2 separate regions of the Mus musculus genome follow, and region 2 is linked to region 1. A link is a loop called in an ENCODE intact Hi-C map of the cell type or tissue named here. Cell type or tissue: left cerebral cortex. All regions are shown on one strand. Links, peaks and the distances in the headings refer to the core of each region. The heading gives the core; the rest is flanking DNA.

Region 1 (15,030 bases), core at 4,392-8,391:
TTACATATAACAATAAATAGATCTTTGGGCCAGAGAGGGTAGGGCTAGAGCGAGCAGAGGTCCTAAATTCAATTCCCAGCAACCACATGATGGCTCATAACCATCTGTATAGCTACAGTGTACTCATATACATAAAATAAATAAATACATCTTTTTTTTTTTAATTGAACTTAAAAAGAAGAGGAGTTTGAGGTGACAGCTCAGTTTAAAGCAAGCACAGAGGCCTGAAATTGATCCTCAGAACCCAGATTTTAAAGTAAAAATTCCTGGATAGTATTGTTCCCTTGTAGGCTCAGTGTTGGGAGGCAGAGACAGGCAGATCCTGGATCCTAGCTTCTTCTGTGGCTTACAGGACGGTAAGAGACCTTGGCTCAAGAATAAAGGTTGACAACACCCGAAGAATGACATTAGAAGTTGGTCTATGGTGGCGTGCACATTTAGTCCCAGCACTCAGGAGGCAGAGGCAGGCCGATCTCTATGCATTGGAGGCCAGCCCGCTATACAGAGTGAGTTCCAGGATAGCCAGGGCTGTATGGCGAGACCCGATGCCTACACTTGCACACACATATAAACACATACAAAAAAGAAGAACCGGTGAAAGCGGCCAAAGAGTTCAACTGCAGCGAATTCTTAATTCCTTAAAGAACTCATTGTAACCCAACTACTTAGGAAAGGGTAACTCTTCAGATGACTGTCTTCAAGCAAAGAGACCGAAACCACTCCTACCCGTATCCTAACAAACTAAGGGAGAAGGGAAACCAAGATTTACACTGTGTGCGTGAATGTTTTGCCTATTTGTATATCTGTGTACCGTGTGCATGTCTGGTGTCCACAAAGGTCAGAAGAGGGTGCCAGATCCCTTGGAACTGAAATTAGGGAAGGTCGAGCTGCCGTGCAAGCCATCGCTCCACCCCCCATGCCCCACCACTAATGTTTTGAGAGTATTTCAGAGTTAATGGAACGGAAGAGAACTGAGTCTGTATAATAGTATTGCAATATGCTAATTGACATGAGAGGGAAGCTGGGAGAGACAGTGTGTGTGTGTGTGTGTGTGTGTGTGTGTGTGTGTGTGGCTGAAGAGTTGGGTCAGAAGGGGAAGGTGGGGAAGAACCCAGTGTAGATGTATAGACTGAGACCCATTGAATCCTACCTGAGGAGAACTGGGCTCACTTAGGACTCCAAAGACCTCAGGCCCACTATCTGGGGGGAATCTCCAGTATGAAAGGATTCGGAAACACGTTTGTTTCAAAGACTTATCAGTTTGGAGAAATAAAATCTCTCTCTCTTTTGCCAGAATAGAAGGCCTTTCTAAAGCAGAGATGTGTGAATATGGTCAGGAAGGCTAGACTTGAGGTCTACAGGGGTGGCTGGCTGCTGAAGACCCAGAGAAGGTTGTACTATGCATTAGACTGCCTGTCTGTCTACCTGTTGTCTCTTAAGGTATTATTATTACTATTATTAATTGTTTTCATTTCGAGACAGGGTCTTACCTTGTACCCCTTGGCTGGCCTGAAATTCACTAAGTAGACCAGGTTGGCCTCGAACCCTAACGTCCACCTGCCTCTGCCTCCAAAATGCTGGGATTAAAGTGACCACGCCCAGCATCCTAGCGTCTATAAATTTTAACAAGGAAAATTGCAAAAGCAGCAGCTCCTTTACTTCCTGTAGTTCTTTGGTTTCACAAAAATCCCTTTGCTCCTTCTGTCCTGCTGTGACCCGCGCAGGCCTGGGGCTAACTTCTCTTCCTCTTCCACAACGCTGGGATCTTGCAATCAAGCCGCATTCCTGAGCTGTGGCCAGTGAAGCAGACAACCCAGCCTGGAGTTGACCCATCCCCTTTAACTAGGACTACGGAGGAACAGTGAGCGGAAGTGTACCCCAAGGCCAAGCTCGCAGTCTCAAAAGGAGAACCCTTTCCGGTTCACATCTCCTTAGTTATCCTAGGAAGAGTGCGTGAGCGAAGCATATGCCAAACTCGAGGGCTCAAAAGATAACCATTTCTGGTTCACATGAGTTACCCTGGGAAGAGTGAGTGGAGCCGATTCCGAGCTCTCTGTCTTGAAGGGTAACCCTTTCCGGTTCATGTTAGTTATCCTAGGAAATGTGAGTGAAGCGTATGCCAAGCTCGCCCTCTCGAAGGGTGACCCTTCCTGTTCACCGTAGCTATCCGCGCTTGCACAACCTTTGCACTTTCCTTTTTTTTTGCAGTCAAGTTGATTTCCTAGTTCATGAGTAACCAGAAGCAATAAAATAGAACACCTGCCAACTTGCGGCTGCCCAGTTTGCAAACCTGCCCGCGGTCAGGGAACACCCCCATCGTCCCCCACCCCCAGTTAAAGCCGTGTCCAGCTGGCTGGCCTCTGGCTTCCAGCTCTCCCTTCTTTACTAGGATCATGGTCCATCCATTATCTGCCCTCTTCGCCCTCCAATAAATCTTCTCTGCCTATTGTTACCCTGGATTTTCTTCCCCATTAAAGACCCACCTGTCTGTGACTTCTGTTTCTAATGTCACCAGATTTTTATGTACCTCTCCCCTCATCCAAGGGTACCTGACAAATGCCTTCTTACCCTTACCTGCCCTTGTGTGACTGTCCCCACCTTCTACAGACATCCTTGCCACGACAGTAACCAGATTAGCCACTTAGTAGCCACAGAGCTCGTTCATCAAAACCCCCGGCTATGGGATGACCTGCGGGTCTTCCTCAGGTTTTGCAAGTCCTTATTGCCTGTTACCGCCCTTTCTTGGGTCTGGGTATGTTTTCTCTCTTCCACCCAGCCCTGAAGAATTCAAGCGTTTATTTCTTGTGGAACTTCCCCAACAACCCACTCCTCTTTCATTACTCTGCAATTTTCCTTGGGGTCAGAATCCGATTTGTTCTTGAGGGTTCCTCACCTGGCTTTCTCTCCCAAGCTCTGTCCGTTTGATTTTTTTTTTTTTTTCCCTTTCTGTTTTCAAGATGATACCGCGGGTATCCCAGGCTGGCCTTGCAACTGGCTTTGTAGCCCAAGATAACCTTGCTGTTCTGAGCCTGCCTCTGTCCTCTGCCTCCCCAGGGGTTAGAGGTATGCACCTCTATGTCTCAGGGAACTCCATCCATGGAACGCCAATGATGGAACCCCAGAGCTTTATGCTATGTCATGTGCCTCCCAGCTGAAATGCTATCCTTCTGATTCTTAAAACAACAATAACAACAACAACCATTTCCAAAGGTTATAACCTTCGTCAGTAGCTCATGGTCCATGCAGAACCAGGCAGTAGGCTGGATATGGCTCGTGAGCTTCTGATCCCAGCTCCGTCCTAGCTGAAGGGAAAGAGCAGTCCCTGGGCCTTCTCAGCCTCAAGTGCTTCCTCTGTGCGGTTCCCTTCTTTTGAATGACTTTACCTCCTTTTCACTCCATTTATTTCTACTTAACCTTTGGGACTCCCTGCAGGTTTCCCTGTCTCCCAGAAGGGTAACTTTCCTGGCTGCAGCAGAGGGAGGTGGTGGCTTCCATGCCAGTCTGCCTTTATCAAAACTTTTAGCCAGGATGTTACAACGCCTGCCTGCCTCGATGCTCCTGGCTCCTTCATTTGCCATCTCTGTATCCCAGCACCCCTCCCCCACAGTTTCCTGTGTGAGAGAGACACACCACATGCACAGGCTGAACTGCTCGGAGCAACCTGTAATGTGTTTACTGTGGCTTGGTCATGTCTAAATAGAGAAGCCTGTGTACTGCATAAGAAAGATTATAAGATTGCTCAGTACTGGCTCCTCTGCTGTTCCCACCTGCACAACCCCCCCCCCCCCAAGATCACCAGGGTAAAGTGCAACAGTGGTACAGTGTAACAAAAGGGACTGATGGGGCTGAGACCACCTGCCATACAGTTAACTGCCTCGGTCCCCAAAGGCCGGGCCCCTTGCTACCATTAAAAGAATATAGGTCACAAGCAACTACTAAAAAATACACAAGGAGGTACAGGCAGGCTAGGACACACTGCAGCTTTTGAAATACTGATATTGAGCGAGGAACTCTCATGTCCCCTCCCACTTGGAGGTTCTGTGATAGAGTAGGAAGCTGAGTCTGTCCACCGGCACAAGAGCAGGTGAGGAACAGACAGAGTGTAAAAGGCGGGGTGACCAGTGGAGGCCCCTGGGGCTCACCCCTGCATACACTTACCTGGCATCCAGAGCGGACTCCATCTCCACCAGCGCACACCATGGTATTCTTCACAGAGGAGCCCCAGTAAGAGGAGCTGGAGCAGATGCTATAGGACACGCTGGGCAGGTATGCCTGCTGCAGGGTCTGGGCCAGCTCCCCATTGGCTGAATGGGACATCACATTGGAAGTCAGTGCAGGGAAAACTTCCCAAGATCTCCTGACCTGAATGTGGGTCCAGCTTCTGCCAGCTTGTTGCAGGTCATGGGTCCCCCTCTCTCCTCTGTGGGTGGTAGCCACAGCTTCACTGTTCCCAGGCCCTCAACCCCAGGCCTGCAATTGCTTGTTTTCACCCATAGCATGGTCTCCACAACAATTCTGCCTGCTGTGCTGCTTACAGTAGAAGCCCCACAAAACTGCAGACCAGAAGAGGCATTGTAGCCATCCGGTCCTTCCTCCCTCCCTCCCTCCCTCCCTCCCTCCCTCCCTCCCTCCCTCCCTCCTGCCTCTCTTCCTTTCCTTTTTTTTTTGAGGGATGGGGGCCTCATTATAATGCCAGGCTGGCCTTAAACTCCCAGACTCCCTATTTCAGCACCTCAGGCAGCAGTATCTTATTTCCGTCCCTTCCTCTTCCTCCTCTCTTCCCCCTCTTCTTTTTCTTCCTCCTCTTACCTCCTCCTCCTCCTCCTTGTGCTCCTCCTCCTCCTCCTCCTCTTCCTTCTCCTCTTCTTCTTGAGACAGGGTCTCACTACGTAGCCATAGCTGTCCTGGAACTCACTACATAGGACCAACTGGCCTTAAGATCCCCCTGCTTTGATCCCGAGTGCTGGGGTCAGAGGTCAGCACCACTGCCGGCTTTTTCTGCTTCATAGGCTTTTTCTGCTTCATAAGCGTTTATTTAGTTCAGGGGCTGGAGAGATGGCTCAGCAATTAAGAGCGCTTACTGCTCCTGCAGAGGACCTGAGCTCAGTTCCTAGCAGCCATGTTCTTAACCCTGCAGACCCCGCACTTCACACACACAAAGATGCACACACGTACACATAGTTAAAAACGATAAAAACGAACTTTTTTTGTTTGTTTTTTGTTGTTGTTGTTGTTGTTTTCCTTTGTTTGTTTCTTTCGAGACAGGGTTTCTCTGTATAGCCCTGGCTGTCCTGGAACTCACTTTGTAGACCAGGCTGGCCTTGAACTCAGAAATCCTCCTGCCTCTGCCTCCCAAGTGCTGGGATCAAAGGCGTGCGCCACCACCGCCCGGCAAAACAAACTATTTTTAAGAAGAGCTTGTGAGGGATAATGGAAACTTGATCTGGCTTCTTGGAGTCCTCAAAGCAATGTCTGGTGACATCCCTGCCTCGTGTCTTCTCAGTGACACTTACATTCCCACCTTCCTGTCCTGCTCTGTCCCCAGCCCTACCAGCTCATCCCCTGGAACCATCCCATGGTGATGTGAGGACAGCAGAGACCTCTCCTGTGTCTTGTACCTGCATCTATGGCCACCCAGTGTGTTTACTCTGATTCAGTCTGCAGAGGTGCAGCGACCACCAAAGCAAGGTCAGGGACCTCTGACTCAACTATCTCATGTCCTCCTCCTTTAATGTATCGGAGACTTGATCTTTGGTTCCCTAGGTCATAGGTCTCAGGCTATACTGCCTAGGACCACAGAAGAAGATGCCCTAGACACCTAGCCATTTCACCAAACTTCAGTGGTGGGGGGTGGGGGTGGGGGGTGTTGGGGGTGGGGGTGGGGGGAGTGTGGATGACTTACTTCTGGTTCTTCCCCAGCCTGTGATGTAGCAGGGAGAGTTGTTAGCCAGGATGGTTCCCTCCCGGGGCAGAACACCCAGCTGGACATAGTTATTGAGTGTAACACTCTTGGCCAAGCGCAGCAGGGCGATGTCATAGCTGCAGGAGGAAAGATGGCGGCTCACTCACCTGGTAAGGTCTGCCATTCAGAGGACCCAAGTTCAGTTCCAAGCACCCATATCAGGTGCCTGTAACTCCAGCTCTAGGCAATATGATGATTTATTCACACACACACACACACACACACACACACACACACACAGGAGGCAAACGTGGAAGCAGTTGAGCTGCTGGACATTAGATGTGCAACAGCAGCATCTTCTGGTAGAATGTTGGAATTGCAGGCTGGCTCTGCTTTGGTGAACAGAGCCAAACCCATTTAAAAAAAAAAAAAAAAAAAGCAGAGCTCTGCTAGAGTTCTCAAACAGATAAGATTCTGAGACATCTGTCAGAATTATACCAATTACTTGAATCCATCCCTATGCACTCTAAAGAATAGAACACCTTTTTATTCTTCTGTGGTGGGAGCATTAAACTCAGGGTCTCACACATGTAGGCCAGTGTTAGACTGGGATTACAAACTTGAACCACTAGTTTGTCCACTGGGCACCATTTTTTCCTAGTGCTTGTCACAGGGGACTCTTCCACTGAATTATGTCCCCAGCTCTTGCCTTATTATTTTATTTTATTTATTCAGACAAGGGGTTAGGTATTTTTGAGCCCAGGCTATCTTTTTATTCTAACCATGTAGTTGATAATGACTTTGAACTCCTGATCCTCCTGCTATGTTGAAGGGCCTGGGCTTCTTCTCCAACACCAAAGCCCAATCAAAAACAAACAAAATTTCTTTGTCCAGATGAAGTATAATTCATAAAGTGATTAATGACTGTTTGCTCTCACTAGCCCAGAAAGTTCCAGAATGTTCCGAGTGACGTCAGATGATGGTGTATTCCTAGAATCCCAAAACTTGGGTGGCAGGCTAGTGGCCTCCACTATACTGTGAGTTCTTGTCCAGCTTGAGTTACATAAGAGCCTGTCTCAAAAAACCAAAACTAGGGCTGGAGAGTTGGTTCAGCGGGTAAGAGCACTGACTGCTCTTCCTGAGGTCCTGAGTTCAATTCCCAGCAACCACATGGTGGCTCACAACCATCTGTAATGAGATCTGATGCCCTCTTCTGGTGTGTCTGAAGACTGCAACAGTGTACTCGCGGACACAAAATAAACAAATAAATAAATAATCTTTTTAAAAAATAAATAAAAAACAAAACTAAACCAAATTTCCATCCCCAGAAAAACAGAGACATTAAACAGAGAGAAGCCCTCATGGGGTCCAGTTGAGCAGACACACCCACATGAGACCAACTGGGAAATCTTCCTGTGCTCTCAAGACCTCCCCAGTCCGTGTGCTCCTGGTCCTGGGTGAGAATCCAGCACGTGTTCTTTTGCAGGACACGGGGCTCTCTCCCGGGTGCAACCCACTACTCAACAATCCAGAGTACAAAAGCCATAGATGAAGTTTCAGCCAATCCCTCTGTCCGGTGGAGAGCAAGTGAAGGAGACAGATCCGGTGGCCAGGCAGCCCCACCCCAGCCCTCAGCCAGCTTACACACACACACACCACCCCCCACACACCCCCACCCCCCACCCCCACTTACCCTGCAACCACGTTGTTCTTGTTCCAGTAGGGGTGTGACACAATCTTCTGCACGTTCACATACTGCTCGGTGCCGTCATTCTGGCTCAGGTTGTGCTCTCCGACAACCACTCGATAAGTCATGGGGCTGGAGAGAGAGGGAAGCTTGAGGGACCTCCTTTCCCACTGAGAGGAAAGTGTGAGAACGGACTAGCAGTTTAACCCTGGGGTGGGAACTGAGATTCTCAAGCCTAGACAGAGAACAAAACGGGGTTGAAGGTGAGGCAGGACAAGCGCTCTCATTCCCTGAAGTTAGCAGCCGAGGCGGCAGTAAATAGACAGTCAGCTGGACATTTTCAGTTTATTAAGCTAACCAGAGGTAACTTACAGGTTGCACATGTGCGTGCACATGCGCCCGCACAACTTGCGCTTTCTCTATACTGTCCCCGCAAATGTCAACCAGACACAAACAGGCTCAGCCGTGGCCCACTGCCCTGGGAAGCTCAAGCTATGTATTCTTCCAGAAGGCTTAGTCGCTTCCTCCCGTGGGCTCAGGAACCCGGCTGTTTTCCTCACCTGTCCACACAGTGAGCAGCGGTCATCACCCAGTTGCTTCGGATGAGGGTGCCTCCACAGGTGTGGTGCCATGATCCTCCATACTGGTACTGGAGGGAAATCTAGTCGAGAAGGAAGAAAGCGAGGGTGGGTTGGTGTCACCGTCTAAACTTTCTGATGCCACTTAAAACATTCTCTAACTTTCTGGGCCAGGGATAGCAAACCAATCGCCCCGTCCCGGCCGATTGCTCTGCCCCTCTGCCAATTGCTCCGCCCCTCTGCCGATTGCTCCGCCCCTCTGCCCGCAGTGGCTCTGCTGAGTGCGTTGCTAGAGAAGGCCTTGATGACATTTGCTACACTTGTGGGAAAGTGAGGGCGCACACAGTGCCTTCAGCATCTTTCCAACAGGTTGTTGTTGCCCTGGGCTTAGAACTCATGTGCTTTTATCAGCTCCTCTCCAAAGGTAACCAAGGCATCGTGCCATCACTGAAGCCTTACAAAGTTTGTAAGGGCTCCAGGGTCCTCTCCTCAGTGTCTTCAAGAAATACCCTTGCTGGGCAGTGGCTGCACACACCTTTAATCCCAGCACTCAGGAGGCAGTGCTGGTTTGAATCTCTCAAAATTCGAGGCCAGCCTGGTCTACAGAGTGAGTTCCAGAATAGCCATGGCTACACAGGAAAACCCTGTCTTGAAACACACACAAGAAATACCCTGGCCTCTCACCTCAGGGAGTACTTGGAACTGACAGTGGAAAATTCTTTTTTTTTTTTTTTTTAAATCAGTTTGTGTTTTCTCATATTATACAATAGAACTACTGAATATTGGGGCTCAAACTGATGTAAGTTGAGTTTAACTGAACTTGCACAGATGCGTCTGGAAGTGTGGCTGTCGAGCAGCCGATGTTCCTGCTTTATCTGCACAGAGCCAAGCCCAACTGCCGTGATAAGAATGCGCCAACATAGCCAAAGGAACATGGTGCCCATGTGTGATTGTGCCATCTGGGACACATGCTATGGACAGGTGGATGCAGGTATGGTTTAGGGTATGTGGAGCCTCTGGGATCCACCTGGCACATAGCCGTCACAGGAATAACAAAAGCAGTTTGTGGGGTGAGGATGTAACGCAGAGAAAAAGCGTTTTCCAGACGTGACCAAGGTTCTGGATTTAAGTCCTCGGACCATCGAATGAAGGAACAGAGTTTGAGTCACAGGTGAAATCGTTGGCGATGCAAACCCAACGTCCTGAGTTTGAATTCTTGAGACCCATGTAAGAACCTGGTGTGTTCCTCTCAGCACTTGGGAGGCAGAGGCAGCAGCGCCTGTGTGTTCAGCAGCAGCAGCCTGGTCTGCCTAGCCAGTTCCAGGCCAGCCAGGGCTGCCTGGCAAGACCCTGTCAGCAAACAACAAACAAAAGCCTGGATGCTGTGGAAAGCATCTGGGGTTCCCAGCACTCTCTGGTGAGGCGGGAGGTGCAGACCGGAGAGTGACCCAGAAGCTTGGGGAGTTCAGTGAGGCGGGTGAGGGGTTGGCACCAGCATGGTATGCAGCATACAGCGGAGCGGCAGAAACATGAAAGGCCACGCCACAAACATGGTGGAAGGTTAGCAACCTTCTGTGCTGTGGCAGTCTGGCACTTTGTCTGTGTCTCTGTGTCTCTGTGTCTCTCTCTGTGTGTGTCTCTCTCTCTCTCTATCTCTCTCTCTCTGTCTCTCTCTCTCTCTCTCTCTCTCTCTCTCTCTCTCTCTCTCTCTCTCACACACACACACACACACACACACACGTTTGAGAGTCTATGACCACAAGACTGGTATATAAATTCATCCCCCGCCCCCAATCATTTTGTATTTAGACTCCCACCTCAGTCTTGTTCCACACATGGTTAAAATCTAGAATTAGACAGCAAGTGAGCTGCCTGCTGGTAAAAACACATATACACCTAAAATACATTTTTGGGGGTGTGTGATGCACAGCATCTTTTGTTTGGGTAAAAGCCTGGGCTAGAGCAACACCCACCTGAGACGGCCAAGAGTTCCTCCGGGCTTCAGCCCCTCCAACCACGCGGGCGTCAGTTTCCGGAACGTCCTCGGTACTGTGTCCTTTGTGGGGCAGAGAGCGAGTGATGACTAAGCGTGGGTCTGGCCGGGTGGGGGGTGGGGCGAGGCAGCTACACTGTGAAGACTGTTAGCTTTGTCTGCAGATTTACTGCTCTCCCCCAAAACACTGAGGGGCCAGTTCTGAGTCATCTGTGCCCCTTTTGCTTCTTTTGAAAACAGTGCCTCAGAGTGCTTTCTTTTCCTCTGGGGTGTCTGAAGTGTCTGGGGTGTCATTTTCCCTTGCCATGAAAGTCCTGCCCAAACCACTAAGCTAGGGTCCACTGGTGCCTAGGCTCACCCCCACTCAAGGCCACCGCTCAGCTGAAGGAAACCCCTCCCGGGCTTCAGGAGGATTCTCCAGGAGCAGTGTGCATCCAATCAAGCAGTGTCTGGGCATCTTGCAGCCAAGAGGGCTGGTGGGGAACTCCCAAGGGGCTCCTTCTCTGCCTCTTGACTCAACCTCCTGCAAGGCCAGGCAGTGCGCCTCAGCGCCTGTCCTTTGCTCAAGGAGAGTAAGGCTTTTGCTAGGCTGACAGACACAGCTTTCTGCCTTCCTCTGAGATAGAAAGCCAGCCAGGGCGTAGAGACTTTATGATCCTCCCTGCTCAAGTCCACCTCCCTCAGAACTTGGGCCAAATGATCCACTTACCACACAGGACCAGGGAAGCAAACACCAGGAAGCGCAACATGTTGTGGAGAGAGTAGACCACTGTCCCCTTGCCATGAACCGAGCCCTCTTTATACGCCTCTTATCAGCAGCTTTGCTGACCTTCCTCCTGCCAGCTGGGCAGGGCCATGGGTAGAAGGCAGGGAAAAGCGCAGGTGACATGAAAGTACAAATGAACAAAATTTTAAGTCAACTCATTTATCTGATATTCAAAGACAGAACAAGGACGGCATCCACTTAACCCAAGTCAACTGAGTTGACCTCAGTTGAGACGCAGCCTGCAAATCCTTAGCGGGCTTTCGAGATGGCTGAGAGGGTGAAGCCGTTTGCCACCAAGCTGACCACCTACGTTCAATCCTCGCAACTCACATGGTGGAAGAGTGGATGGATTCCTGCGAGTTGTCCCCTGCTTGCCACACGCATGCCCTCATGCACACATGGACACACCACAAACACATAGATAGGTAAACACAATAATAAAAAATTCAAAATGGGACTGGAGAGATGGCTCAGAGGTTAAGAGCACTGACTGCTTGCTCTTCCAGAGGTCCTGAGTTCAATTCCCAGCAACCACATGGTGGCTCACAACCATCTGTAATGGGATCTGATGCCCTCTTCTGGTGCATCTGAAGTCAGCTACAGTGTACTTACATAAAATAAATAAATCTTTTTTTTTTTTTTTTAATTCAAGATGAAGAATGAGGATTGCTTTTTTTGGTCATATGTGCCCCGTGTTGTCCGAATCTCTCCCATCACCCACCACTGTCCCACTGTCCACTGTGGCACTATACATACAGAGACCTGTCCTGTGCACGTAGGGATTGGGGTTTGGGGAGCAGGTGAGGCATGGCACCTTCTCTATGTCCAAAGAGGGAGATGGGTTTGTCCACAGCACAGAGATGTAGGCTGAAACCCAGGAACAGAGCGAAGATGATGCTATGAAGAGGAAACAGGTCTGGAAAGGTTCCAGAGGGAAGCTACTCTCAGGGCAAGAGCATGTGAGCAGGAGGGCTGAGAGCACAGCAGGGGAAGGACCAGCAGAAGAAGGAGGTCAGAGGGTGGTATGCCCCAGAGAGTATAGAGGGCCATGAGCGGGGCACAAGATGGCCGGCCTCAGAGCAGAGGACTGTGGGAACAGTAGCTCAGAAGCTGCCAGGCTTCCCCGGGACCCTAGTTACCTTTGAACCGGAGTCCAGGTTTTGGGGCTGCAGGGTTGGGAGAGGCTGGGGAAAAGGCTTATAGGAAATCTGTCCCCTGAGCCTTCAGGAGAGTCAATGCCCAGGTAACTTGAGTGGCTCCATCTGCAGCTCACCTTCAAGCATCCAGAAACAGAGGTGATCTCAGGGAGAGGGATGAGCTGGCTGGGGAAACCAGGCCTCCTCATCCTCATCCTCCTCGTCCTCCTCGTCCTCCTCATCCTCCTTCTTGTCTTCCTTCTCCTCCTCCTCCTCTTCCTTCTCCCCCCCTCCTCCCTTCTTGCCTCTCTGGAGACTGGCAGGCAGTTGCTGGTCCAGGATACAGTGTTCAAGGAGCAGCGTGAGAGCTTCTTGACATGTATAGCCAGGCATCACAGACTCCAGTGTCCCCCTCAGCCTTTAAGGGCAGGACCAACTCCATATCTGTCTCTGCTCTTGGCCTGGTGCAGAGAAACCCAGTCTGTATGCACTTGAAAACCAACCTCCTGTCGGGGGTGGTGGTGCACAGCTGAAATTCCAGTGCTTAGAAGGTGGAGTTAGGCATACCAGGGGGAGTTCAGTGAACAAGCTCAAGGAGTCCCTTCAACCCCTTAGTCAACCTCTCTCTTTTCCTTGAGGTAGGGTCTGGTCTGGAACTCAGTCGCTGAGGTTGTAGGTGCCCACCACTACACCACGGCTGCTTTAGATGTCCACATTACCATTTGTAGGTTTAGATACAGACTACTGAAGCCTTGGTGGGCTTCCATGCCAACACATTGCTTTTGGTTTTTTTCTTCAAGTAAGCCATTCCAATCCTTGGAACACACCCTTTTCAATTGGACAAACAAAGGAAGGCACGAGGTTTGGGTACAGTTTATGACAAAATTTTATTTCTGCTCATAAAATTTCCCATGAACTTTGGAAAAATCCAAGCTTGTACAGAGGAAGTTTGAATATATTAGATCAAATGGTGAAGTAGTTTAAGGTAGAAAAAGAGCAATTTGGTAGAAAAAAAAAAAGATACTGATTTGTTGCTTTATTTAGTGGTTTATTTAAAACACTGCTTAGACTGCCTATTTGTCAAGTATGCTTCACTTGGTACCTGGAATGGAATGGTGTCTTTGCTCTAACAACCTGTTGGCTGCCAGGGAGGCTTTGGTAAAACCTCACTTGCTTGCCTGATCCACCTTGTGGTTTTAGAATCTAAAAATGAGCACACAAACTGCACCAGGACAGAGGCCTTTCAAGAGCTGTCCTGGTTTCAGAACACCGGTGGCAGCTCCTCTCTTCCACTTCCACTGGTGTCAAAGCACTTATTCCAGAAAGATTCCTGAAGCAATAGTATAGCTCATGAAAATGAGAAATAGTGCAAGCCTGTGACCCCCCCCCCCCCCCCAGCATGGGGCAAGGAAGGCCAGTTTGGGCTACACAGCATGATCCTGCCTGGGAAGAAGGGAGGAAGAAAAAGGAACAGCTCTGTTCCGGGGTGGGTGTGAGGAAGCCACCAGAGTGGACACCTTAGCTGGGTATAATAGAATTGGGCTGAAGAGGTAATATACAAATTCTGGGATACATGAGAAAGCCTGTCAGCACTAGAGTGGATACCTTAGCTGGGTATAACAGAATTGGGCTGAGGAGGTAATATAAAAATTCTGGGATAGAGGGGAAATAGTTTATGGCTGATAAACATTTAGATGTTTGATGGAACCAACATTAGGGTCAAGATTTTGACTCCCTATAATTAACTCATTGTTAACATAGTTCACACAGTCTTTCTCACCTACAGGTCAACCTGCTCTCCTATGGGGCAGATCTAGTCAGTAGGAACAGTGCTTAGGGCCCAGAATATATTTAGGGGCCTATAAAAAGTGTTTCAACTTAAGATCTGAAGAAATGAATAGGATCTATATTGTTATCTTTATGCCAATGTGATCTGAACTTAGCATCATAGCCCATGTTGGTCTCCAGCTCCCAGTCTAGCTCACGTGAACCTCACATCTTCTTGCTTCTATCTCCTAACTGCTGGAATTACTAGCCTGGGCTAACCTGGGTCACCATACCTAGTGTACCTGGCTTAATGGATCAAACCCCGGGCCTTGAGCATGTCAGGCTCATGTTACCAACTGAACACTGCCCAGCTTTTCATTTTTGTTTTAAAATTAAGAATACTTATTTACACTTTACAGGTATGAGTGTTTTTGCTGCATGTATGTCTATGTACCACTCATGTGCCTGATGTGCTTAGAAGCCAGAAGATGACACAACCTTTCAGAACTGATGGTTACATGTCGTTACATATGGCTGCTGGGGATTGAATCCAGGTCCTCTGGAAAAGCAGAAAGAGCTCCTGGTCACAAAGTCATCTCTCCAGCTTTCCTTCCCACCTTCTTTCTCTTTTTGAGACAAGGTCTCACTCTGTAGCCCTGGCTAGCATGGAACTTGCTATGTAGACCAGCCTGGCCTCAAACTAATGTCTGCCTGCCTGCCTGCCTCTGCCTTAGGACCCACCACCATCAGCTTCTCCCTTCAGCCACCGTTGTCAGGCCTCTCCTGACTTGTTTTAACTCCTTTCCTCAAGCATTCTGGGACTCGTCTTTAGACTTCACGGGGTAAGGGTCCCATCTCACACTTGCACACACTACACACCCAATACACACTGGCTGGAGAGTGTTTGCAGGTGTGACAGTAGCCACAGGGTCCTTGCTAGTCCCATCTGTTTCAGTTATGGCTAAAGCAGGGAGAGAGGAACTCAAATCCAACATCTTTGACCAATACCATAAAACCTTTATTTCCACCAGGTTCCCAATCAGCCTCTCTTCCCTCTCCCACCTTGGATCACAACTCGGTCAGACTCTTTCCCTTGGCTGGGCTACCTCTGATTGTCACCCAGGGGACAAGGGAGGCTTCCTGCAATGTGCCCTTGCATGGAGCAGGAGGCAGCCATGGTCCCATGCTGAAGTCCCCTAAA
Region 2 (15,030 bases), core at 5,795-9,794, 190 kb before region 1:
TTCAGAACAACCATGGACACACTGAGATTTGTATTTTCTGGGTGACTGACAAGTTTTGAGTATTCACATCATGCTTTTAAAAAGCATTCTTGTAACAAGAAGTAAGGGGCTGTGAAGAGAAGGTGGTTTTTTTTTTTGTTTTTTGTTTTTATCTCTGGTGGACACTGCCACCAGAGAGGACAAGAGGAGACCATATTTGAACATCCAAGACTTCTCATTAGAAACAAGGCTTGCACTCTCTGCTTGCCCAGATCAGTACTGCAGCAGACCAGCCTCTCTGGACCATTGGACTCAGGGTTCCCACTTGGCCTCGACACTCAAGAGGCAGCAGAGCAGAGCCCACAGGCAGGCACCTTCATTTCACCAAACCCCACCAGAGCCCACACCCCACAGGCAGGCACCTTCATTTCCCCAGAGCCCACGCCCCACAGGCAGGCACCTTCATTTCACCAGACCCCACCAGAGCCCACGCCCCACAGGCAGGCACCTTCATTTCACCAGACCCCACCAGAGCCCAAGGCCCACAGGCAGGCACCTTCATTTTCTTGGCGTGAAGTTTCTCCTCCTTCAGGTGCTCACGGAGAATCTCTCTATGGTTCACCTCCTGCTCTTGCGCAAACTCACAGAGGGTGTAGCTGCGTACAGAGTTATGGCGTTGGGCCATTCCCAAGGAGCTCCCACCCTGGCTGGGCACGCTGGTGAAGCCCTGTCGCCGGGCGAAGTAGTACACAGTCACCTGGTCAAAGCGGACATTCTTCCTCCGTAGCTGCTTCTGCCTCTTCAGGATGGATGTTGCTATGAACAGAGCACACAGATGTTAAACCAGAGACAGCGAGCCCAGGACCCTCACCTGCCCTTAGTATCGAGGGAGGCTCTTTTTGTTTGTTTGTTTGGTTGGTTGGTTTTTGTTGTTGTTTTTTCAAGACAGGGTTTCTCTGTGTAGCCCTGGCTATCCTGGAACTCACTCTGTAGACCAGGCTGGCCTTGAACTCAGAAATCTGCCTGCCTCTGCTTCCTGAGTGCTGGGATTAAAGGCGTGCACCACCACTGCCCCTGAGAGAGGCTATTTCCAAGTCTTAAGTCATATGCAAAAGTGGAAGGAGCTTTGAACCACAGCTGGTTCATCCCACTGCCTCCAGACTGACTTCATCTAAATAGCTGGCCACAAGATCTATTTTTAGACAGCAACTGGGGAATGCTAGGTGTTTATTTCAGGAGAAAAGAAAATTGTTGTGTGATAATTTAAACTAATTAAAACTAAATTTTAAAAAGTCAGTTCTTCAGTATGGATTTCAATAGCCACATGCGACTAATAACTACCAGTGGACTATGCTGACAGGAACATTTCTACCACGGAGGAAATTCAACTGGATAGTATTCTTCTACAGTGGGGGATTTTCTCTAATTGGCCTGATGATAAGTATTTTAGGCTTTTTAGGCCATGAGGAATCTGTTCCAACCACTAAAGCATTCTGCTAGTGCATGAAGACAACCACGGCAATGGCCTGACATTGCAACAAAACAAACAAGCCTGACTGACCCTCACTCTCAGAGGCTCCCTGTGGGAACAGTGTGAGGAGCCGGGAGAGGCCACTGTGCCCAGGACAGATGCCACCGGAAAAGCTGCCAGGTGTGCTCTGTTGAACCAGCGGCACCGCTCAGGGCTTTCAGTTCAGGGTTCAAACCCTCAGAGATCTACGGGATGGAAACACTAGGACTGAAGACCTCTGGAGGTGCTCAAGTGTCCAAACCAAACGTTTTCTCCTGCTCCAGCTGCAGTTTTTTGAACCTCTGGGCAAGTCCCCTGAGGTAAAAGTAGAGCTCTGAGCTCCTCGTCCTCCTCCAAATCCCAACCATCAGAGCACCCAAACCACAACACACGTAGAATAAATCACACTTTAGCCTCTGATACCAGAGCAGTGAGGTTTTCAAAAAACAAGGCCGTGTCGTGGAAAGGGTAAAGTCCCTGGGCTGGCTCCAGTCTCTCTGAGGAGTGTGGGAGTAGGCATGAGGCAGCTCACTCACGTGTGAAGCTGGCAGTCGTAGGAGGGTTAAGGCTGTCGCAGCTGTCCGCACTATCACTGCTGGACATCTCATCATCTGAGTTGGAGACTGACGAGCCCACGTCCACATCATCGAATTTCCTCTTGAGGCCTGAGCCGGAGAACGCATCCATTGGCTTCCAAAGTTGTCCGCGGGGAGCCAAGCACGATGGCCCCAAGCTGCTCACCACCAGCTAGCCAGGAACATGAGGACTCTGCCCAGGGGAGAACAGCAGTCAGCAGTGTGGTCCCAAGACAGAGCTGGCCGGTCTGTCAACACGGCACGCTCACTGCAGACAAGCTGCACACCTGGCCCGGCACTGAGTCTGGCTTCTCTGACTAGGTCTTTCTTTGTTGGCTCTTGCCAGTGCTCTCTCACTTCTTCCTTTCAGCCCCTCGGGCCACAGTTACTCTTAACAATCAGTTTGCAGCAGCTCCTTCCCAGTGGAGGGATGGCCTCACTGTCAATCCTGCTGGCCACAGGAGTCACTGGCCCAGGCTACCCGCTCACTGCCCTTCCGATCACACAGGAGAGCACTCCAAGGTATCACTGGGAGACTAGATCAGAAACGGCATGCCTTTGCCTAAACCAAAGCCAGACCCAAGTGTTAATCCCAGAGATAATATAGTCTGGCAAGTCCCCAAGAGTATAACTTAAACACACTAGTTTCTTGGATATTAATAGCCCTTTGAATGAAAATAGGACTGCTGTGTTAACATAGTTTAGAAGACTACTTAAAGCAGTACCTCTTAGGGGTTTTTAATACACTTATGATCATGGTAAAGGCTAGAAGAAAACAGCGCAGTGTTTCACAACCTCATTATGGAACCCACTGTTTCCAAAGTATGTTAGGGGGCAGATAATCTCTTGAACACTCTTTGGGAAATCCTGCTCCAGGCTCTCAATTTTGAAGGACATTGGCAGTCAGGAAAACCCTTGACCCAGATCTTCACACGTGTGAAGTGTCTCATCAGCCTCCCAGAATGGGCAAATTTAGTACTAAAGAAAGGAGCCAAGATTAGAATCTGTACTGGCTCCAAAACCCAGAAAGCGGGGCTGTGGGTACAGCTCAGTGGTAGAGCGCTTGCCTGGGGTATACAAGGCCCTGGGTTTGATCCCAGCACCATACACAAAACAGAAACCAGATTCTCTATCTTTCATGGTCTCATCATTTTCTGTGCACAGAGGAAAATAGAGCTTTACACACTCTGGCCTCTGAAAAGAAACCATCAAGAGAGAACACGAAGAGAACTGCCCTGGCTACAGACACGGCAGGCACAAGCCTTCCTTGTTCTCCATCGTCGGATGTAAGCCCCTCAAGGACGTGAACCCAGGAGAAAGGCTGAGCGACATCCCACACACGACGAGGCACAGGACTCTCCATACCATGATCTCACTAGCTGCTAATTATGCAGCAGGATTAACAGCACTGCCCAGAACATGCAGACATGGCTGCATTACTGCAGAGCTGCTACCCAGAATGCACTGTGGTGACAGGAGGTATTTGCTACATCTGGATTTTCTGGTCTCCATCTTTTAGTAGCAATTTAGATCAGCTCTACAAAGTTAAACCAAACCTGGTAGGTGCTTTGGGGATTTCCTAAAATAACTTCTCAGATCACATAAAAAAAATCTGAATTTATGTCACAAAATGAACCCAAGTGCTTTAACTTTCAAACAAGCACTTCCTTCAAGCAAGTTTGGCTAAGAAGAAAAATTAAAATCAAGAGCTTGTTAAGAATTATAATCAAGTCTGGGGATGGTGGCACAAGCATTTGATCCCAGCACATGAGAGGCAGAGGCAGGTGGATCTCTGTGAGTTTGAGGCCAGCCTAGGCTACATAGTGAGTTCTTGGACAGCTAGGAATACATAGAGCCTGACTAACAATATTTATATATAAGATATAATTAAGGGCTGGCAGTCAGCAGTTAAGAGTGCTAACTGTTCCTCCAAAGGACTGGGGTTCGGTTCCAGCATCCAACCCTCTAACCCCAGTTCCAGGGAATCTGAAACCCTCTTCTGGCCTCTGCAGGCACCATGGTACACAGGCATACATGCAGATAAAAATGCCACAAGATTTTATGTCTATAAAATCTAGAAGATTTTAAAAGAATCAAATGAGTCCAAGTTATGAGCTGTGTTCCTAGGAGCTGCCTGCAGGTCACGTTAGCAAAAGAGAGGTAAGTGAGCGGAGGGGCTCTGTATGGTTTAAGGTCTTAGCTGGGCTTAGAGATGATCTCCTTCCAGCTAACAAATGTCTCATTCCATTCTATTTTGAGTGAAGGAGCATGGGGGGGGGCACCTTTGTCATTAAATATTCATGTGGATACTATAGCGGAAAGGAGAATGTCTGCTGAATTCCCCTCCTCCACGCCTTCTACATGAAAAACTAACACTGAGCAAAAAAAAAAAAAAAAAAAAAAAAAAAACCATTTTTCTTGGAAAAAGCATAAGTGCCCCTTCAAATTTAACTGAATTCTAGTTAATACTTCTAAAAAATGGCTGCTCCTTAGCCAAGAAGCCTTCATGACTTATGACTGGAAGCAAGCATGCACTCTGCCTCTTTTCTCAGATCCTCCGCTTCCGGTCGTGTGGGTTTCCTTGAACTATTCCTCTTTAGTCTCACATGGACTTGGATCTGTGCCAAACCCATCCTTATTACTACAACTCTCCCCTATCTTAACCTAGCTGCCCGAGAGTACCCTGTGATCCAGGTTACTCTGTGCCCTTGAGCGTGGCGCTGACGCCCGCCGCTGCTCCTTCTGAGCCCTTTCCTCCATGCCTTCCCACCTCTGGGGTTGTGGGTTGGGCAATGACAGAGGTAGGCAGGAAAGAAAAGGAAGGAAAACTGTGAGATGTAAGGAGAGGTAATTTTCTTAAGCTGCCAAGGACAGTCAGGTCTACATGTGTAAATGGTCTGTATACTGACTGACCTATGTGACCCTATTCCATTAAAGGATGGGGACAGAGTGGCTGTGTAGCACAGCGGCTGCCTGTCATGCCTTCGACACCCTCTCTGGCTTCAATTCCCAGCACCGCAGAACAATGACAACGGACCATCTCATGGACAGCCTAGGGAAAACCCGAGACTCCACTGTCCTAGCTCTCTTCACCCACTCAAGATGTTAGCAAGACTTCCTGTAAAATCACCTGTTTTAATTGTTTCGAGTTTAGCTGCTAGCTCAGCCGCATGAAGGCCCAGCTTGTTTCCTGAGAAAGGTCTGGAACTCACATGGTCCTCGTGCTTCAGCCTCTCAAGTGTGTGCACCAAGTGCAGCCCCAATTCCTACTATCATCATCTCCTGGCAAACAGTGTAAGTTTGCTTTTCAACTCAGCCCTCTCTGGTGTGGGCCTGACTTGTTAAAAGACGTACGTAACATGAACGTCCCACCTAGTTCCATACCGCCTAGAAAAACTCTAATTCATCACTATAGTAACCACGAGAACAAGTTCCATATTTTTTTTTTATTCACATTAACATCATCTTAAACCCAAAGTAGAAACCAGTCATTCCCATTGGCTCAACTTCTCCCTTAACCATTGGTAAAAAGATCAATGCCTGAGTTCAAAAAGATACTGTAACCCTCACATGATGGTCTATACATGTAATCCCAGCACTTGTGTGCAGGAGGAGCAGGAGTTCAAGTTTGCAGCTAAGCAAGGCTACAAGAAACCCTGTCTCAACCCCCTCCTACCCCTCCAGTTTATTAAGTTTTATATCTAAGCACTGAAACAGACATAACCAGGGTGAGGCTAGAAACGAGAGTCAGAATACTTAGCTATCTAAATAAACATCTCAACAACAAATAATCTCTCTTTATACAAAAGCTTTTTCATATAACACATTCTGACTGACAACATGCCTTACAGTGTTTTCTGTTTCCAGCTGGACAATTCCCAAAGGGTCATATATAGTTCTCAGCTACAGAACATAGATGACATTAGGCTAGCACCAAATAAAACCAGCATGCATATTTCAGTACTCAGTCTAAGCTTTCTTCAGGCTGATAAGGGCTCAAACCTCAAATCCCAACTTATATAAGAATAGCAAAAATTGGGTGTGGCGAAGCAGGCCCAGTCCCAGCACTAAGGAGACAGAGTCAGGTGAATCTCTGTGAGTTCCAGGCCAGCCAGGGCTACACAGTGGATTCCAAGACAGACAGTGCTATGCAGAGGAGCACTGACCCCAAAATCATCAACAACAAACACAGTTCAGGGGAAACTCTGGACACAGAGAATTCTTGTAAAGCTTGGGTAATGTGAATCTTTTTCCTAAATGACTCCAAAACCCTAACACAGGGGACAATCTTTCCACCCAACTCAAACCCAATATTCTGCCAAAGGTCAAGGAACCTCTTATAGGACTGTGAAGACTACCAGACACTCTGGGGCAGCGAGGCTCCTGTTATACCGCAACACTGTAACACTTGAGTACGATGCCCTACCTTGTTCCCCCTTTCTAAGATACTGTGGGTGATTCGCAAATACTATCTTATGGCTCTACGTGTCCTTGCGATCCCCAAGATCGTGGAAGTGGGAAGACACTCGGTGTAAACCTCCTCCTTAAGCTAGGTATTTAAAGAAGGCCCCTTCCCTCCTCTACTCCCCAGGTTGTCCCCGTTTAGGTTAGAATTCGGCTTCCTACATTAAAGCCACATCCTAGAAGACACAGAGCTTTGTGAGAGACCTGGAACATGATGCCGCATTAACTCTCCTCGGAAGGATATCGCCATTTATAACTCTCCCACACACCAACACCCTGGTTTTGGATATCTGTAAAATTTAAAGCCACCAAAGAAAAGGAGAATGTGAATCGGCTGGGGTTCTAACCACGAAAACTGGAGGACACGGGGAACAGTGTCATCTCTTGGGGATAACTTCTAACCTTTCATACTGAAGAATGGTTTCTGTGTCACACTGTCACTCTCAACCCTTCTAAAAGGGTGAATCAAGACCATAGCACTCAAAGGATGGATGGCAGGCGGCTGCGTGTTTAGGCCTGCGAAAAGGATCAAGCTAGCACCCGGGACAAGTGATGCTCTCATTTTTGCACACAACGCCAGAAAAAATGGGAGACATCGGGAATCAGAGCAGAAGGGACATGCCAAGTCACCAGTTCCCCTCAGCACCGCTGAAGAACCCTTCCGCTCTCAACCCATGGATTCCCGCTAACCTTCCCGCTCATTTCCATCTTCTGCAGTCCCCACAGCCTTCCACATCCTCCTGCCTGCTACTCACAAATTCCCAACCACTCCTCCCACATTTTCCTCCAGGCCCCCTCCCCTTCCTTCACTTCCCTCCATCCTACATCACTGCCCACTCCATTCCGAACTCAGCCGTCAGCCGCAATCCAGCCGGCTTCCAAGCCGCCCATCCATCCCTCGAGCTAGCCTGCAGCCCGACCCGCGTCCCCGGCGCCCCTAGCTCTCACGCCTCTTCCCAGAGGCGCCTCGGCTCCCCGCCCCCCGCCTCCTTAGTCCGCACAGCTCGGCGCCGGAGCGCTGCTCCACGGCTGCCCGAGAACTGCTGCCAGGCAAGGACGAGGCGGACCCCTCCTCCCCGCACCCCAGGCCCATTACCGGCCCCGCCGCAGCCGCTTCTCCCGTCACGGTCTCCGCCGCCCCCGCTGCCTACTCAGCCCGTGTGCAAGGAGGGGAGACCGAGGCGTGCCGGCTCCCAGGCCCGTCGCGTGGCTCTCGGGGCTGCAGGGTGTGTGGGCCGGCCGGCAGGCGGCGGGGGTCGGGCGGCTCTGCACTCTGGCTCCCCGGGCAGCGAAGACCAGAACCGTCCCGGCTCCGGCTAACAATAGGCTCCGGCTGCAGCGCTCTGCCTCTTATAGGCGCCGGCGCGTCGCGGCCGAGGCCCGGGGCAGCCTGGGAAATGGAGTCTACACTTGGCCCACACCCAAGGCATGCCGGGAGTTGGAGGCGGCCAGTGCCCAAAAGCCCTCGCCCACCCTGGAACATTCGCGGCGGACCCCGGAGAGCGCCTGTAGGGCAGTTGCCCGCCTTGAAGCGGGAGGCTGCGGATCCTCGGCTACACTTCCTCGCACCAGAACCTCACCCCATGCCTGGGGAACGTGATTCTCACGGGGTTGTCCCATATGACTTGCTGCAGCTGGCCTAATTTATAAGAGAAATTATGAGCAATGACCTATCTATTTATATGATGGATCGATTTCAACATTTTTCCCACCCCAAACGGGGTCTCTCTACATGGCTCTGGCTGCCCTGGAACTCACACTATTCCAGGCTGGCCTCGAACTGAAGAGATCCACCTGCCTCTGCGTCCTGAATGCTGGATAACGGCGTGCGCCACTATACGGGCTGATTTCTTCACATTCTTAAATTTTTCTTTTCTTTTCTTTTTTTAATTATTGTCTCTGATAATCACAGTTTTGCAGTTCATCTTTAAAGTGGGCAAAATATGGACCAAAAAGTTATAGCTCTGGCTGTCCTGGAACTCACTTTGTAGACAAGGCTGGCCTCAAACTCAGAAATCTGCCTGCCTCTGCCTCCCAAGTGCTGGGATTAAAGGCGTGTGCCACCACGCCCGGCTTACCTTTACAATCTTATGCCAACCAGCCATACGTTGGTTCAGTTAGTAACTATTCAGGTCTTCATATTAGAGAGGTAATACATTACACACACACACACATACACACACACACACACACACACACACACACACACCGTTTGGTTTTGAACAGGGTCTTTTTAGCTCAAGATGGTTTTGAATTTGTTTATTTGAGACAGGGTTTCTCTGTGGCGTTGGCTGTCCTGGAACTCCCTCTGTAGACCAGGCTGGCCTTGAACCCCAAGATCTGCCTGCCTCCCATTTTAAAAGCCTGCTTTAGCTTCTTAAGTACTGGAATGAGAGCCATGATTTGAAATAACTGCTTCTTTTGGTCTCTTTATTTCCTTGGCATCACTACCACTTGTATTTGTTGTTTTTTAGTCTTCTGTCTTGACTGGATTCCATGGAACTTGAATTGAAGAGTTGTTTATTTATTGTATTCTCAATACCAGGTTTTTAAAATCTGGTTATTTGACATTTAGGAGCACAGTGAGTATTTATTGGCTAGGTGGATGCACGACAGGATTAAACTTTATGTAGGGTGTGTGTGTGTGTGTGTGTGTGTGTGTGTGTGCTATTCAAATCTTTTCATGAAAAAAGCGCCATAAGTTCTAAATCCCAGTACATTTTTGCATATGACCAGGAAAATATAAAGCCAGCGCGACTGGCTACAATGTTCTCTCACCTTTGGAGCTGAGACACTGAGCGGCTTTGAAAAAGTGCTATGAATTCCAGTTTTCTTCATTATGTGACAACAGAGACAACACCACAAAGGGAGAAACAGCAGACCATGAAAAAGTGTCTTTAGGATTTCGTGCACCGATCATCTATCTGCTGAAGCTCAGAGGAGACGCGACGAAACCCGGGGGTCCTTAGGCTGCACTGCCTGAAGGTCACCCCGCTTTGCACCCATGTATGCTTGACTCTAAAGAAGCCTGTCTTCCTGAGCACCCACATGGTGGCTTACAGTCATCTGTGACTCCACTTCCAGGGGATCCCTGCTTCTGGTCTGGGCAGGCACTGGCACTCATGTGCACACATACACACACACACATGCACATAATCAAAAATAATGAAAAATAAATCTTAAAACAAACAACCCAGCCTGGTGTGGTGTCATGCTTTTAATTGCAGCACTTGTGAGGCAGAGGCAGGTGGATCTTGGTGAGTTCAAGGCCAGCCTGGTCTACAGAGTGAGCTCCAGGACAGCCAAGGTTACACAGAAAAACCCAGTCTCAATAAAACATCACCAAGCAAACAACCCAAAACCTCTTAGCTGGGAGTGGTGCCAATACCTTTAATCCCTGCAGAGGCAGACAATTGGAAACCAATCTGGTCTACACAGTGAGTTCGAAGCCAGCCACAGCTACACAGTGAGACCCAAAATAAACAAACAAACAAAAGGTCAGGTACATTTAAAGAAAGCTTGGTTAGCACCTAGCAGTGAGTGACATGTTTGCATTGCAAGGGGAGAGTTGTGTGCCACCATGTCCCGCTAAATGGCTTCTTAATCATTGATGTGGGCAAACATTCTCTTTTTAAAAAACACATTTCTTAAAGCTGGGTTTTTTTGTTTTTGTTTTTTGTTTTTGTTTTTTGTTTTTTTGTTTTTTTCGAGACAGGGTTTCTCTGTGTAGCCCTGGCTGTCCTGGAACTCACTTTGTAGACCAGGCTGGCCTCGAACTCAGAAATACGCCTGCCTCTACCTCCCAAGTGCTGGGATTACAGGCATGTGCCACCACTGCCCGGCTTAAAGCTGTTTTTAAGGAACTTTATGTTATGGTTTGCTGGGACATTGCATGTTGGGATGACTTTCCCCCACGTGTCAAATGACTTGTAGGTGTGTCCCAGGTATTTTTAATTGTCAGTTGCTGTGAGGCCAGAGAGCTAAGTGCTGTCAGGATAGCGGTATTGCCCTCTCAGCAGCCTTTTGCCAGCTTCCTATATGTAAATTCTTGTCCTTTATCATCTACCCAAAAGATGATTCTCTGAGATTTATTGTGTTCAGAAGCAAGTTGCCGTGAAGGAGATCACATAGCCCTCACCATGGGCGAAAGGTAATCCAAAGAGATGGACTGGTGGCTGTCCTGCTGCTGAGTAATCCAAAGAGATGGACTGGTGGCTGTCCTGCTGCTGAGTAATCCAAAGAGATGGACTGGTGGCTGTCCTGCTGCTGAGTAATCCAAAGAGATGGACTGGTGGCTGTCCTGCTGCTGAATGGTTCAGACTGCAATGTGGCTTTTTGAAGAATTAAAAGAGTTGGCAGCTGAGCTGGGGGCAGAAGGAATAGCAGAAAGGAAAGTCAGGAAGGCAGGGGTGGATCTACCAGACAAGAAGCGACAGACCCAGGGAGGTGAAGAGAGCCATTTGGAGGGACACACTGGCAGGGAAGTTGGGTTAAATTAGTTTGTAGCTGGGAGTCGGCCCCAGCAAAAGGCCAAAAGCCACATACTAGACAAATTTTTCCATGTCTTTATAATTAGACCTCAAGCTGGATCCCAAAAAGCCCCTGCAATATATGCACACAGAGATCAGAAGAGGGTATCAGATTCACTCCCTAGAACTTCAGTTACAGATGATTGTGTGTGTGTGTGTGTGTGTGTGTGTGTGTGTGTGCTGGAACCAAACCCCAGTTCTCTATCAACACAGCAAGTGCTCTCTCTCTCAACCGAGTTGTCTCTCCAGCTAGACAAGGGCGTCAGATCCCCCAGAACTGGATAGACAGCTGAGACCCAGCATGGGGGTGCTGGAGTAGGGTATATGCTTTCAACACTGAGCCAACCCTCCATGCAGTGCTCAGTGAAACATTCTTACTGGGCCATAAAATTGGACAATCTTACTATTGACAATCGACGCACTTAGTGACTGTGCTGGACAGTTTTATGTCAACTTGACACAAACTAAGTCATCTGAGAACCTCAATTGAGAAAATGCCTCCATAAGATCAGGCTCTGAGGCAAGCCTGTAGGGCATTTTTCTTAATTAATGTTTGATGGGTCCTGCCCTTTGTGGATGGTACCATCCCTAGGCTGGTGGTTCTAGGAGCTCTAAGAAAGCAGGCTGAGCAAGCCATGAGGAGCAAGCTAATAAGCAGTACCCCTCCATGGCCTCTGTGTCAGGTCCTGTTAGAGTTCCTGTCTTGATTTACTTCAACGATGAACAATACTGTGGCATTGTAAACCAAATAAACCCTTTCCTCCTAAAGTTGCTCTAGGCCATGGTGTTCACCAAAGTAATAGACCTAAGGCAGTGACTAATAATTCCTAAGAGTCCTGTAGTGACCCTCCCTTTTATTTCTCAATAATCGCATTTTACTATTATGCTTGTATACATATTGTGGTGGTGAAAGAACCTAGTGGGGAAGCCCCTACTCACCTCCCGATTCGGCCTGCACCCAAGAATCACGAACAGACCATCTTGATGTAAAAACATGAGGTAGTTTAATGGCAGAGCTCCGGGTGGAAACATATCTCATGCAGGAGACAGTGGATTCGACCACGAGGCTTGAAAACTAGGGGTTTTTATAGAAAAGGGTCTGGGTCTGGGGCTGGGTGAGGAATTGGCGTGGTTTCACATGAATGGTCCATTTAAACATCAGCAGACTGTACATGCAGATAACATTTAACTTAGGTCAGAAGGGCAGGAGATAGGGAGGCACCGGGCCAGTCCGGACATGTCATTCTCTTTATGGTCGAGCAGCCTCAGGAATGTCTTAACGACGGGCCTGCCCAGGCATGTCCTGGCCTGTTCTGCTATGTTCTCAGCCCCAGGTTTCAAAGCTCACAAACAACTCTTTGGGCTACTTGACATAAATTACATGAATCACAGGTCTCAAGTTTTATTTTCTTTCAGTGGTTGGAATATTCTTGGTCCAGGGAGTGACCCTATTAGGGGGTGTGGCCTTGTTGGAGTAAGTGTGTCACTGTAGGTGTGGGCTTTAAGACCCTTGTCCTAGCTGCCTGCAAGCCAATGTTCTTTAGCAGCCTTCAGATGAAGATGTAGAACTCTCAGCTCCTCCTGCACCATGCCTGCCTGAACACTGCCATGGTCTCCCCCCCCACCGCCCCGCCCCCAATGATAATGGACTGAACCTCTGAACCTGTAAGCCAGCCCCAACTAAATGTTGTCCTTATAAGAGTTGCCTTGGTCATGGTGTCTGTTCTTGGCAGTAAAACCCAAACTAAGATAGAAGTTGGTACTAGGAATCTCATTTCAAGAAAAAGAGAGAGAGAGAGAGAGAGAACACTAAATCAAATAGGATAGAATTATCATTTTTCTGAAAGCTCTAAATTCTCCCTATTCTGCTTGTCATATAGCCTCTTATGAATGGGAATGTTAAACTATTTAATATAAATATAAATCATTGGTCACAAAAGCATAAAATCCCATCGGCTTTTGTTGTTTTGTTTTGTTTTTTGAAGCAGGGTCTCCCTGGGGCAAAGGATGGCCTCCAAAAGTGGCTGTATTCTTCTACCTTCTATTTCTACCTTCTACTGAACTTCTCTCACCCTCCTACCTCCAAGTGCTAGGATTACAGGCATGCCTGCCTGAATTCATGTGGTGCTCAGGATTGAGCCCAGAGGTGACAGGATTTCCCATTTCATGTCCAGCCATCGTCACATCTTGCTTCTAGAATATTTGAGTATTCTGTGCAAAAGCATAGAAAGGAAATCTTTCCAAATGAGTTTAACTTAACATTCTGAGGGGGAAAGGGATATGCGTGCACATACCACACGCACATACCACATACATACCACACGCAGAAACAGACACAGTTTATTTAGAAGGAAAAAGGGCTGAGATGACAGATGCTTGGGAGCACAGAACCTACTTTACAAAACAATAATGTAGAATGAGTATAGAAAGATGCTCAAAATATGTTAAATACTACGACAAAATCATGTACTATTATAATTACTGAGACTTACGTATGTGCATAAATATGTTGAAGAAATTTTTCTTCTTATTATTTTTTTAATTTTGAAAGAGGGTCTCTGTGGCAGTTTGAATGAGAATGGTCTTCATGGGTTTGTATGTTTGATGTTTGGTCCCCAGTTGGTGAACACTTTGGGAAAGATTAGGACCTTGTTACAGGACCTGTGTCACTAGGGGTGGGCTGAGGTTTCAAAAACCCATAGTATTTCCAGTTAGTGTGCTCTAGCTTGCCCCTCTTTCTCTGCTTCCCACTCTCAACTATGGCTCCAACCCCATGTCTGCCTGCCTCCTGCTACATGCTCTCTGACATGACAATCATGGACGCTAATCCTCTGGAATCGTGAGCCTCTAAATTAAAGACTTTCTTTTATAAGTTGTCTTGCTCATGGTGTTTTCTCATGGCAATGAAAAAAAACAAAAAGCAAAATTAAGAGTCTCTATCACGCAGGCTCCTGCCTCGATTTCCTGAATGTTGAGAATGTGGGATTAAGTCCCCCAATCAATGACCACCTCTTTAAGACTAAAGAGAAAAAAAAGTTATATCCTTTATTATTTATATGTGATAATTTTAAATGTTATCTTCACAATGTCAATTTAACTTTTTCATTTAACTGAAAAGGTCAATAATGAAACATTTTGTAAATAATCACAATGTCCTGTCACTAAGATAACAGTCATAGTAAACACCTAGAAAGGGGGACTCAAATAAAGCCTAGGGGAAGTTTCTGGTGACTCTAAAGATCTGAGTCAGGTGTAATTAACCCTAGGATTTGGGCAGAAGAGACAGAAAGGTCAATGCAAGTTCCAGGCCATCCCAGTCTACTATTGGAAGCTCAGGCTAGCCTAGCCTTTAAAACAAAAAAAAAAAAAAAAGCCAGGCAGTGGTGGCACATGCTTTTAATCCCAGCACTCAAGAGGCAGAGGCAGGTGGATCTATGAGTTCAAGGTGAGTCTGGCCTACAAATCACGTTCCAGGGTAGCCAGGAAACCCTATTTCAAACAACAACAACAAAACCAAACAAAATCTAAAACTATAATGGTATATAAATTCACTTCTGTGATTTTGAAGGCTACTCTAATAAAAAGTAATTTCAGGTAAAAATTAGGACATCTAGGTTTTTTAACTTTTTACTCTTTTATGTGTATGGGTGTATATCTATATACCACATGTGCCTGGTCCCCTTGGGGATAGGAGACAGGATCAGGTCCCCTAGAACTGGAGTTATAGATGACTGTGAGCCACCATGTGGGTGCTGGGAGTTGAACCCAGGTCCTCTTAACCACTGAGCCATCTCTCTGGCCCCCTAAGTCATGTAATTTATAGCCAATATACTAATAGAATTATATGCATCATTTGTGCCTCAGAGATTCATGTATTTGGAAGCAAGTCCAAGTCTAGGCATGGTGTCGATATCTTTCCTCTCTGCACGTGTGAGGCTGAGGCGTGAGTTCAGAACCAGCCTGAGCTGTGTAA

What was found. Hi-C counts contacts between places; a loop is a spot of excess contacts. Peaks named below come from ENCODE experiments on the same cell type or tissue, not always from the same donor. Only the 100,000 strongest peaks of a DNase experiment are listed, where the experiment ranks them.
Region 2: it touches region 1 in a loop (2.3-fold over the local background); 1 of 42 quality-filtered maps calls a loop at or near these places.

The regions. Positions count from the first base shown.
Region 1 is chr15:100,676,985-100,692,014 of GRCm38, forward strand. Cela1 (chymotrypsin-like elastase family, member 1) reads right to left here and starts at 10,936. Exons shown (of 8, transcript NM_033612.2): 1 at 10,870-10,936; 2 at 10,141-10,223; 3 at 8,150-8,250; 4 at 7,596-7,721; 5 at 5,903-6,039; 6 at 4,159-4,304. The coding sequence starts at 10,909. It overlaps Galnt6 (polypeptide N-acetylgalactosaminyltransferase 6), which reads right to left. Exons shown (of 12, transcript NM_001161767.1): 12 at 12,931-15,030. In left cerebral cortex, for the core only: CTCF peaks have their summits at 6,291 and 7,110 (motif pointing left); a DNase peak (open chromatin) is centred at 6,244.
Region 2 is chr15:100,487,410-100,502,439 of GRCm38, forward strand. Csrnp2 (cysteine-serine-rich nuclear protein 2) reads right to left here and starts at 7,830. Exons shown (of 5, transcript NM_153407.2): 1 at 7,625-7,830; 2 at 2,026-2,257; 3 at 536-795. The coding sequence starts at 2,176. It also overlaps a transcript of Tfcp2 not described here. In left cerebral cortex, for the core only: a CTCF peak has its summit at 7,787; DNase peaks (open chromatin) are centred at 7,351 and 7,905; H3K4me3 peaks cover 2,623 bases; H3K27ac peaks cover 2,062 bases.